Linked DNA regions of Homo sapiens: regions 1 and 3 are each linked to region 2. Evidence: chromatin contacts called from ENCODE Hi-C or POLR2A ChIA-PET data. All regions are on one chromosome and are shown on one strand. Each heading gives the region's core, a stretch centred on a gene start or an enhancer-like site at or near the end of the contact. The rest is flanking DNA. Distances are from core to core; before and after follow the strand shown.

What was found. A loop is a pair of places that touch in the nucleus more often than their neighbours do. ChIA-PET counts read pairs that join two places held with the same protein, here RNA polymerase II (POLR2A). Pooled maps may share reads with other maps.
Region 1: a loop to region 2 is called in a map of B cell, with 4 times the contacts of the local background. The contact joins the enhancer-like site here to the promoter of RBPJ in region 2. A Hi-C loop is called at or near these places in 5 of 168 maps with a recorded cell type or tissue (B cell, IMR-90, ascending aorta and 2 more), 9 of 37 single-sample maps with no recorded cell type and 18 of 50 pooled maps. POLR2A ChIA-PET finds 5 or more read pairs at or near these places in 4 of 52 experiments (CD4-positive, alpha-beta T cell, IMR-90, activated CD4-positive, alpha-beta T cell and 1 more).
Region 3: a loop to region 2 is called in a map of mammary epithelial cell, with 14 times the contacts of the local background. The contact joins the enhancer-like site here to the promoter of RBPJ in region 2. A Hi-C loop is called at or near these places in 1 of 168 maps with a recorded cell type or tissue (mammary epithelial cell) and 9 of 50 pooled maps. POLR2A ChIA-PET finds 5 or more read pairs at or near these places in 2 of 52 experiments (HEK293 and WTC11).

The regions. Positions count from the first base shown.
Region 1 is chr4:26,991,540-26,994,695 of GRCh38, forward strand. All of the region lies in intron 3 of STIM2 (stromal interaction molecule 2), which reads left to right. Among named protein-coding and RNA genes, the nearest start is that of STIM2, 130 kb to the left of the region's middle. Within about 2 kb of position 1,477, at least 11 of the 41 ENCODE cell types and tissues checked have a DNase peak (open chromatin) inside an H3K27ac peak, as active enhancers do; they include B cell, where a contact is called at or near this core.
Region 2 is chr4:26,318,997-26,322,263 of GRCh38, forward strand. It overlaps RBPJ (recombination signal binding protein for immunoglobulin kappa J region), which reads left to right and starts at 2,018. Exons shown (of 11, transcript NM_015874.6): 1 at 2,018-2,052. The coding sequence starts at 2,033. RefSeq lists enhancers at 52-101, 1,192-1,241, 2,474-3,267 and silencers at 322-591, 2,062-2,191, 2,262-2,361.
Region 3 is chr4:25,439,211-25,442,168 of GRCh38, forward strand. It overlaps LOC105374536 (a long non-coding RNA gene), which reads left to right. Exons shown (of 4, transcript XR_925494.3): 2 at 2,320-2,536. Among named protein-coding and RNA genes, the nearest start is that of ANAPC4, 63 kb to the left of the region's middle. RefSeq lists a silencer at 2,471-2,580. Within about 2 kb of position 1,326, at least 9 of the 41 ENCODE cell types and tissues checked have a DNase peak (open chromatin) inside an H3K27ac peak, as active enhancers do.

The sequences.
Region 1 (3,156 bases), core at 227-2,726, 670 kb after region 2:
TATTGTGTGTTTCCAAATAGCTGGAAGATAATTATAATGGTTCCAACATGGAGAAAAGATAAATGTTTGAGGTGATGGATATCTCAGTTACCCTGATTTGATCATCACACATTGTATACGTGTATCAAAATACCATATGTACTCCCAACATATGTATAACATCAATTTAAAAAAGAGAATCTGAGCTGTAGTTAAATAATGTGGCTATGATATTATCCTGAATCAGTGGCACAGCTGGGAGTAAAATCAGGTCTGTTTCCATTCCAGAGTTCTTTTCATTAGTCTTAGAATAAATTGCCAAAAATCCCTTTGAGACACTGACCTGTAGCACTGGCCACAACTTCAAGCAGAAACAATATAAGTTAACATTTTAGAAGCTGGCATTTCTGTAGCTCTGCAGATTGGGAAAGATACCTTTAAAAGGAATGGTGTATCTCTCTCTGCTTGCCCTCTGATGGAAGTGTTGTTTAGCAACAGCATCTATAAAAGATCAGTGAGAGGCAGGTAATAAGGAACCAGATAATTCTTAAATGAGTAATTCTTTTACCATCAAGAATTTCTTATGTAATGAAAAATCGCTTGTACCCCAAAAGCTATTGAAATTTAGAAAATGTTAAAAAAGAATTTCTTATACATACAAATCCTTGTCTCACCATTAAAATGTAAAATTAGATTTTCATAAGACTTATTAATTAAACATGTTCTACGTCATTCAACAGCATCCAACAAATAATTTGTTGAGTGCCTTTATACCAAGTGCTAGGGTTAGAGTGATGAGCAGAAGACTTATACTTTACTGAAATAAACAGTTGTTGAAGTAACAATCATACAGATAAGTAGTTATAGTTATTTAAATGCTATGCATAAAAGCTACTAAGGGATTAATAATCAGGGGCTGGGTGTGGTGTCTCATACCTGTAATCTCAGCACTTTGAGAGGCAGAGGAGTTCAAGAGATCAGCCTATGCAACATAGCAAGACCCTATCTCTACAAAAAAAGGAAAAAAAAGGTTATATAGTAATGTTCAGAAAGGTTCACTTGAAGAATTAAAGTTTTAGCTGAGATATGAAGGTTTAATGAAACAAAAAGGTGGAGGGATAGCAAAAAGGAGCTTATACTCAGCAAACAGCACGTACAGAGGCCCTGAAGAAGGACATAGTATGATCTGTCCTAAGAAATGAAAGACAACTAGAGTATTTGGAACAGAGAATGCTAATAAAAAATGCAAGTCCTGGTCATGAGAAGAGAAGTGAAGGTGTTTACTAAGTATCACCAAGGAAACCACAGCAAAAGGAGAAGTGAATCTCCCCCCAAAATAAATGGTTCTGTTAGATCTGTTGTTTTAAAGATTCGTTGTCAAGACCACTACAATTTTCAATTTGCTAAGCAGAGTATTACTAAGATTTGGGCAGTTTTAATATGTTCTTTTTCATTTGATTTTTCTTCCTTTCTGTACTGACTTACTGGAAATTGTGGGATGACTTTGATGTGCTGAAGTGTTTAGATCAGGAATTTTCACTGTTGAACAGTCATAGAGAGAATCTTATCTTGTTTTCTTGGCTGGGGATTTTGTGTGGGCGTGTGAGGTACAGCTGCACCATGAGTTTTTTGGCAGTGAGGACAGGGCAATTCTCAATGCAGTTCATCTTGAATAGGAAGAAACTTAAGAGTAAAAAGTCTACTTTGAATGCACTAAATTCAGTGGAAAACACCCAGGGCCTGAACCTTCAGCTGACATCCTGTTACTTGGTTAAATGGATACAGCAGCCTCAGGCCCATGTCCAGGTTTTATGGTAGGAACACATGAAGGGGAGAACAGTCAAGGCTTTGTTTCAATATAAAACTATCAGTTACCACATCTAGTTTTAAATGTTTTTGGTTTTTGTTTGTGGTTTATTTAAGCTTTTTCTCTAAAGAACACTTAATAAAAAAGGCAGATTGATGGAAACCTAGCTTTGCTTGCAAGTATGAATTCATATTTTTATGTAGCTTATCAGAAAGATTTTTTTCAGATTTATTTATATACAGATGGATTCCCAGATCTGCTTTTATTGCTCACGTTTTCTTCACTCTCCCTTGATCTCTTCTGTAGTCTATAAGCATTAACCCTCAAATTAAATGCAGACAGTATAGAACTATTCATTTGTAAGCACACTTACATCCTTCCCTTTGCATAAACTCATCATTACTCTTCATAAGCAGAAACCTCTGAACTGCGTCCAGCGCTTAACTGCTTGTTTATATCTTTACTGTTATTTAGTATTACTACTTTCAGAGTAGTATAAAGTTTTGTTCTGTGAACAGTTTGCCTGAGTTCAAATCCAGTCCTGCTGCTTACTTTGTTGGTTCCATTAGCTTTTTAGTTTTTAACTTCCAAAATAAAGATAATTATGTTAGAACCTCGTAAGTTTTTTTTAAGACTTAAGAAAATGCATACAAAGGACTTAATTTAAAATAAATATCCAGGAGAAGAGATGCTAGTTATTTTATTCTTGATTTAGGTCCAGTCTTCTAGAATCTATTAATAGCTGTCTTTTCTGGTTGATGTCATTTAGTCTAAAGATCATCTGTATGTTGGTGACTTCCCACCAATACCTCTGTTCCTAACCTCACTTTTTCCTAAGCTCCAGACTTGCAGATCTGACTGCTGCTCTATTATCTACACTTAAATGTCAAATGCATACTTCAAACATAACGTGTCTTAAAACAACTTTTGATCTCTGTCACCGGCCCCTGCTCGTTTCCCCAATCTTTTCCTCCCCATTCTTTTCTATCTCAGTTAATGGTAGCACCCTCTGTACTTTTGGCTTTTGTTTAGCTACCAGCCCCTGTCCATTTCATCAGCGCATCTTAATAGCATTATCCCCAGAATATATCCTGAATCTGACTCCTTGTTGTCATCTTATCTACTACTATCATAGTCTAAGATGATGACCCTTTCCTGTCTAGGCAATTATATAAGGAATGGTCTTCTTATTTCTCCGTATTTCATGATAAGACTGGACCATTTTTAGTCTTATCATGAACAATCTATTCTCCACATTGAAGAACAACATTCTAAAAAAAGATTATTCCCCTTCTTTTTATTGAAATTAGAAAACTGTCCAGAGTTCTTGAAAGCCTTTCATGACCTAGCTCCTCTCTGACTTTCTGCCA
Region 2 (3,267 bases), core at 768-3,267:
AAAAAAAAAAAAAAAAAAAAAAAAAGAAACCAATTGCTAAAGTAGAGTAGCTAAGGAATCAGAACTTGTTTCAAAGTAAGCGAAGTAGTGGCCAGACTAGGTGACTCAAGGCATGACTCAAACCCGACTCTGGAGGCTGTCTGTCAGCTCCCGGAGGCGGGGGGCGCGGTGTCTAACACGTTTTAGGAAAGTACCAGGCTTGTGGAGGGCGACAGGAAACCTCCCCGGGAGATCGGCCTGGGGCTCCTCCTGCCCTAGAGCCTGACCTCTCACTCTCCGTACCGGCAGCGACTTCCAACCTCCTGGCTTCCCCTTCCTCCGTTCGAGGCTCCCCACCCCTCGTCTTCCATCCAGCGTCACAGGGCGTGTGCGTGTTGTGTGCGAGACGCGGGTCTCCTCCCCCGCCGCCCTCCGCCCCGTGCTCCCAGCCACGCGCCTTCCCGCCCCGCCTCCGCGGCAAGCCGCTCCCTTCCCACCCCGCCCGCGCCCGCCGCCCGCCGCCCGCCTCCCGGGCACGCGCTGCACGAACGGCGCCCGGAGCTGGTCTAGGCAAACACCTGTCCTGCCTTGGCTCCGCGAGATTTGGGGCGAAAGCTTAGGCAACAGGGGCACGTTCTCGCGAGGTTTAGGAAATTTCCCACGGCCGTGTTGTGTCTGAGCCGAGTAGTGGAAGGCGGTGGGAAGGAGGTGTAGCGTGAGACTGGACTGCCCGCATTGGGTACATGCGCAGTGCCGCTCGCGCGGGCCGCGCCAATCCTGCAGCGCCTTCAACAGGTTTCGGGCGGCGAATTCCAGTTCTCCGGGTTTTGGGGCTCCCTGCGGGAGGCAGTGCTGGATCTGGGAATCTCTAGGAAAGGAAAGAGCAAAGGAGGGGAAAGATGGGGGGCTGCAGGTAGGAGGAGGGGGCGGGATTCGGGCCCTTCACCCTGCTGTTCCATGCCCGGTGGGGCCAGGTTTGCCCGGGGGCTTCCGGGATCAGGCCGCCTGAAGCGCGATTCGGGCAGCCGGCAGCGTCCTCGGCTGTGCCAGGCCCTCGGGTGGCCCGGTTCCCTGTGCAGTAGTGGTCTCAACACACACCTGGGCTCACACACGGTGGTGGCTGCGATGGGGTCTTAGAGAGGCCATGCAGCACGCGAGCGGCAAGAGCTTTGATCGGGTCCTCTGGGCAGACTCGGAGGTGGGAGAATGTGGCTCTCAATTCCAAGGCAGTTTTCCCTTCTGGAGAGAACTACTCCGCGCTCTGGCGTGTGTCTGCGAGGTGGCCATTAGGGGTGTCTTTGCTAGAGGCCTTGGCTTGACCTCATTTCACACCCAAGGAGAACGCTAAGGCGAGAGAGCTCAACTGCAAAAGTTTTCCGCTTGAGGAGCTCTGGAAGGGCCTCCTCATTAGCATGGGGGGGTGTAATGAATGAAGACAGTCCCCGACGTGTCACTTGCCCGAACCCCAGACATCTCTGGCGCTCCTGCACCAAACGCCGAGATTAGCATAAAGGAGGCGCCCAGGGAACGTTTGAATGAATGAAAATAGCTGGGAACCCAGAGTGAGCGGGAAGCCGCTTGGAAAACACCCATTGAGGAGGTGTTTCATCTAGGCCTGTGAAACGCAGCCCATTTTCCCAGGACCCCTCCTCCCTTCTCCTCGGCCCCGCCTCCTGACCCCTCCATTCCTCGTCCCCGTAGTAATCCCCTCCGGTTTTCCTCAGTCTCCACGTACGTCCCTCAAAGCGCGTCCTAAAACCCGGATAACCGGAGCGCTCCCCATGGACCACACGGAGGGCTCGCCCGCGGAGGAGCCGCCTGCGCATGCTCCATCGCCTGGGTAGGTTTCCAGGGAAGGCAGCGAGCAGGATCCCCTACTCTGCGGGCGGCGCGAGGCGTCTGGCTCTTCGCGGCGGCGGCGAGGGGAAAGGGAGCGCGGGGGCTGGGTGGAATCGAGGAGTGAGGAAAAAGGGAAGGGGCGGGGGAGAGGGACCAGGGAAGGCGTCGGGGGGAATCTCGCGAGGGTTGGAGTTTTGGCGAGAGTTTGTGGAAGATGGCGCCTGTTGTGACAGGGTAAGTCTGAGGGAATCGGAGCGCCGGGAACCGGGAAAGTTGCGGGCGTCTGGCAGCTCACGGCGGGCAGCGGGTTCGGGGGCCGCGGCGCGCTTGGCGTTCGGGGGCCCGCGGGGGCGGCGTCGCGTGCGCCGAGCGCGGCGGCGGCGGCGTGTGGCCGTGCGCTGCCGCTCTGCGCTGCCGTGGCTCAGGCTCCAGCGCGTGAGGGCGGGCGGCGGCGGCGGCGGCGAGGCCGGCGGGTGCGGGCGTGAGTGCGGCAGGGCGCGCGGGGCCCTCGGGCGCCGTGCCTCCCGCGCGCCTCCAGCGGGCTCTGCCTGGGGGCCCCGTGCATCTTTGTTCCTCGCGGCCGTTGTCGCCGCTTCGCCCCGCTAGTGCCCCCGGCCCCGGGCGCTTTGTCTTTCACCGCTACCCGCTGCGACTCTCTACCCCCGGCCCTTTGTTTCGCCGCCTTGGGCGCTTTGTCCGACCCGTGGCGTCCCGCATCCCCTCTCCATCTCCTCCCCTCCGCTGTCCTTCCTCCCGTGCCCCTTTGTTGTGCCACACTCTTGTCGTTAGCCCAGTGACCTGCCACAGCCCGGGCACCAGATTTCTGCCTTAATTGTTCTTCCATTGTCTTTCTCCTGTGGGTCCCCTCTCACCTTTCTGTATGGTCCTGGATCACCCCCCGAGGCTTTGTCTCCCCCATCCACGGGCTTATTCTCTCGGCACCCCCTTCCTCTCCCGTCATCGGTTGATTTATCCACAACCCACGGTGTACGTCTGCTGAACTGTCTCAGCCCCGGGGACTCCATCTGCTGCTTCTAAGTGCACACAAGACTCTACGGTTTGTTGTTTTGTGGGTCTGAAAGATGCATGGGATACTTAGTTTTCTCCTCCGCACCTCTTTTTCTCGGGATTTCTTGTACCCTCCCGCCCCCCTATCGCCACCCCTTTCTCTCGGGATTAAAGCGTCTCCAATTTTCATCGCCGTCTTTTTAGTGCCGTGGGTTGTTTTGCTTGGAAACAGTAGCCTTGGAAAAAGATCTGGTCTCTTGGTGGTTCTTGCGCCCCCCGGCCCCCGCCCCCCTCCTGGTTCCTGACGGCGTAGGCCAAGGGCAGCTGTCTGTCGAAGCTTTGCAATCTAGGCTGCCTGAGGATGATTGGAGGGTATCGTAGGACGGTTAGAAGGAGGCTCAAGATGTATATATGTGTTTTTCTGTTAGTGTTTGAGAATAG
Region 3 (2,958 bases), core at 76-2,575, 880 kb before region 2:
CATTTTACTGAAAACTTTTGGTACCTGCAAGTAATGATTCTGGAGTCACTGTATGTTATTCTGGGATGTCCATAGCTGAAAAATCCCTTTGTATGACAAGATGCCTGCAGGGAGGCTCTCTATTGCTCAGGTATGCTGGAACAAGTAAGGAATATGTTAGGGAGTGTGTCCCAGCCTGGCTCACAGAAAGGCTATTGCTTTTCCTAGGCCATTTGAGTTTCTAACTCCCACCAACAGTTTTAGTAGACCTTAACCTTGCAATCAAGTTGTAGATTATAGTACTATTGAACCTACATGAATCAGCCCCTCAGGGCCAAGGTCACATATTTGATTAGAGGCAAGTCTCATTTAAGTACATTTTCTCCCCGTGTGATGTTTATGAAAATGATGAAATTCATAGCATTTTTCTACTTCTCTGTATTTCAAATCAACCATATAATTTCCCCCTTTTGAAGGCTGCTGCAATGTAAATGGAAAAGCTCATGATTTGGGCTCAGACTATACCAGTTTAACTCCCAGTGCTAAATTTAACTAGTTTTGTGATTTTGAGCAAGTCACTTTACCTTTTTGAGACTTAATCTGCTTGCCTATAAAATGGGTACATCTACCTTACAAGGATAGGATTCAGATAATTGATGCAAAAGCAAACTGTAAACCTTAGGTTACTGGACAAATCAATATTATTATTTATGTTAGTTTGGGACCTATAGAAGGAGATCTTGGAAAATTGTAGGGCTGGGAGCCAGAGGCCATGGAAGATAGGGAAGGAGGTGAAAGTGGGAAAAATTACACCCTGGAAACCCAGTGACCAAGTCTCAACTCCTGGCTGGCTTGCATCAAAAGCTGGAGCCTGAGCGTCTGTTACAAGTGAAGGAGCCAATGCAGAAATTCCTCTGACCACTAGAGGGAGCCATACCTTAGGCTGGGCATCAGATGGGCCTCTATTATCTTTAGCAAAGATCCCCATGGTGCCTGCCACTTTGATTTCACATCTGTAGGTCTGAAAAAAGCACTAAGCTTGACACTACTTCTCTTGATTTTAAAAAATTATCTTCTTCCTCAACATAACCACCACTACCATCATCATCCTAGTCTTTGCCCATCTGTCCATTAGTCTTGTTATCTCTTTGCCCTCTTTTAGGAGTGAAACAATTGCCTTTAAAATCACAATTTATAATGAGAAACGTAATTTTCTAACAATCCAGAGCCTGTGTCTACCCACCAGGATCTCTTTTCTCTTTAGTGCAATTACATGAAGTGCCAACTTTTAAATCACAAGTTGGCTGGCCGCCTACGTCCATCAGAGGACAGGCCTGCCTTGGAGGGGAGCCATGTGGCCAGGGCTGTGCAAAGCCCTTCCATTGTTGCGTTTGATTTCTTCAGAAGGGGAACACCAAGGCCATGTGAGGGTCAAGCCTGAGAAAGAATGTTTATTTTTGGAGTTTCTGATAAGACCAAAAACAGACAGAAAAAAAGAAAAAGTTGAACATTCAGCACATTCATTTTACTGATACTAATGCTGCTAACTTCTCTGGGAAAATTCAACTTAGACAACTCCGCGGTGATAAGAAAGCAGTGTCCCCACACATTTTCTCAATTCCTGGAGGAGGGCAAGGCGGAGGATGTTGCGTGTTTCTCCTAGAGGAAAAAGCTCAATCCTAGAGTCAGCTGGGTCAGCCTGAAACCTCCCCTCCCGTGGGGTTCACTCCCACCTCTGCCTGACACTCAGGTGGAGCTCTGCTAGGAAGCTGGTGGGGTCCTGGTGCCTGCTCCACTCCCTGGACTTCTGCCTGGGCTCCCACAAGCTATGAGGGAGTACTTGGGGGTCAGGAGCCTCAAGAGCATCCTGGAAAGTTTAGAAAATTTCACTTTTCAGGCCGGGCACAGTGGCTCACGCCTGTAATCCCAGCATATTGGGAGGATCACCTGGGGTCAGGAGTTCAAGATCAGCCCGGCCAACATGATGAAACCCCAATTCTATTAAAAATATAAAAATTAGTTGGGCGTGGTGGCAGGTGCCTGTAATCCCAGCTACTCAGAGGTTGGGGCAGGAGAATCACTTGAATCCAGGAGGCGGAGGTTGCAGTGAACCAAGATCATGCCACTGCACTCCAGCCTGGGTGACAGAGTCAGTGAGACTTTGCCTTAAAAAATAAAAATAAAAAAGAAAGAAAAATAAAATTTCACTTTTCTTTCATATATTCAGGCATTGCTTTAAAGATAATTAGCATTATCATTTCTGTCACTTTAAGGGTAATATTAAGAGAAATAAAACTCAGGGGGTTTGGCTGATTTCTGCTCATTGTTTCTTTTATTCAGCCAATATTCCTGGGGCATGTACCATGAACCAGGCTCTGTGCCAGCTCCCGCAGATGCAAGATGAAGACCTTGCCCTTGCCCTTGAGTGGATGGAGAGGACACAGATGGACAAGCACCTAGATGAGATGAGAGGTGTAGGGGTTGGGCTTAGCTCTGCCTGTGGGAACCTGGGCAGGCTTCATCAGGAGGTGGCGCTCAAGTCCAACTGAAAATATGGGTAAGTCATTCCCTAGACTGACAAAGTAGGAAAGGGCATTTCAGACAAAAGCACAGTGTGTGCAAAAGCTTGGAGGTGTCAATGATTGGGTCACCTCCTCCGACTTGTAAGTCAGGTTGAGTGTGGTTGGGGTGTTCTCTGGAGAGGAACAAGAAGTCTGGCTAGAGAGGTGGGCAGAGATCATGGAGAGATGATGTGCCATATTAGGAAGTTAGGGTGTCATTTATTCATTCAACAAACACTGTGTGCCTCCGATATGCCATCATCATTGTGGGCGCTGATCAACATCCAAGCCTTGCCCTTATGGTCTTACATTCTAATGGCGAGGGAAGGATAGACAATAATCAAGTACACAAATACATGAGCAAGGTAATTTCACATAACAGCACAGCTTACAAAGAAAGGTGAGGCAGGTTAAGGAG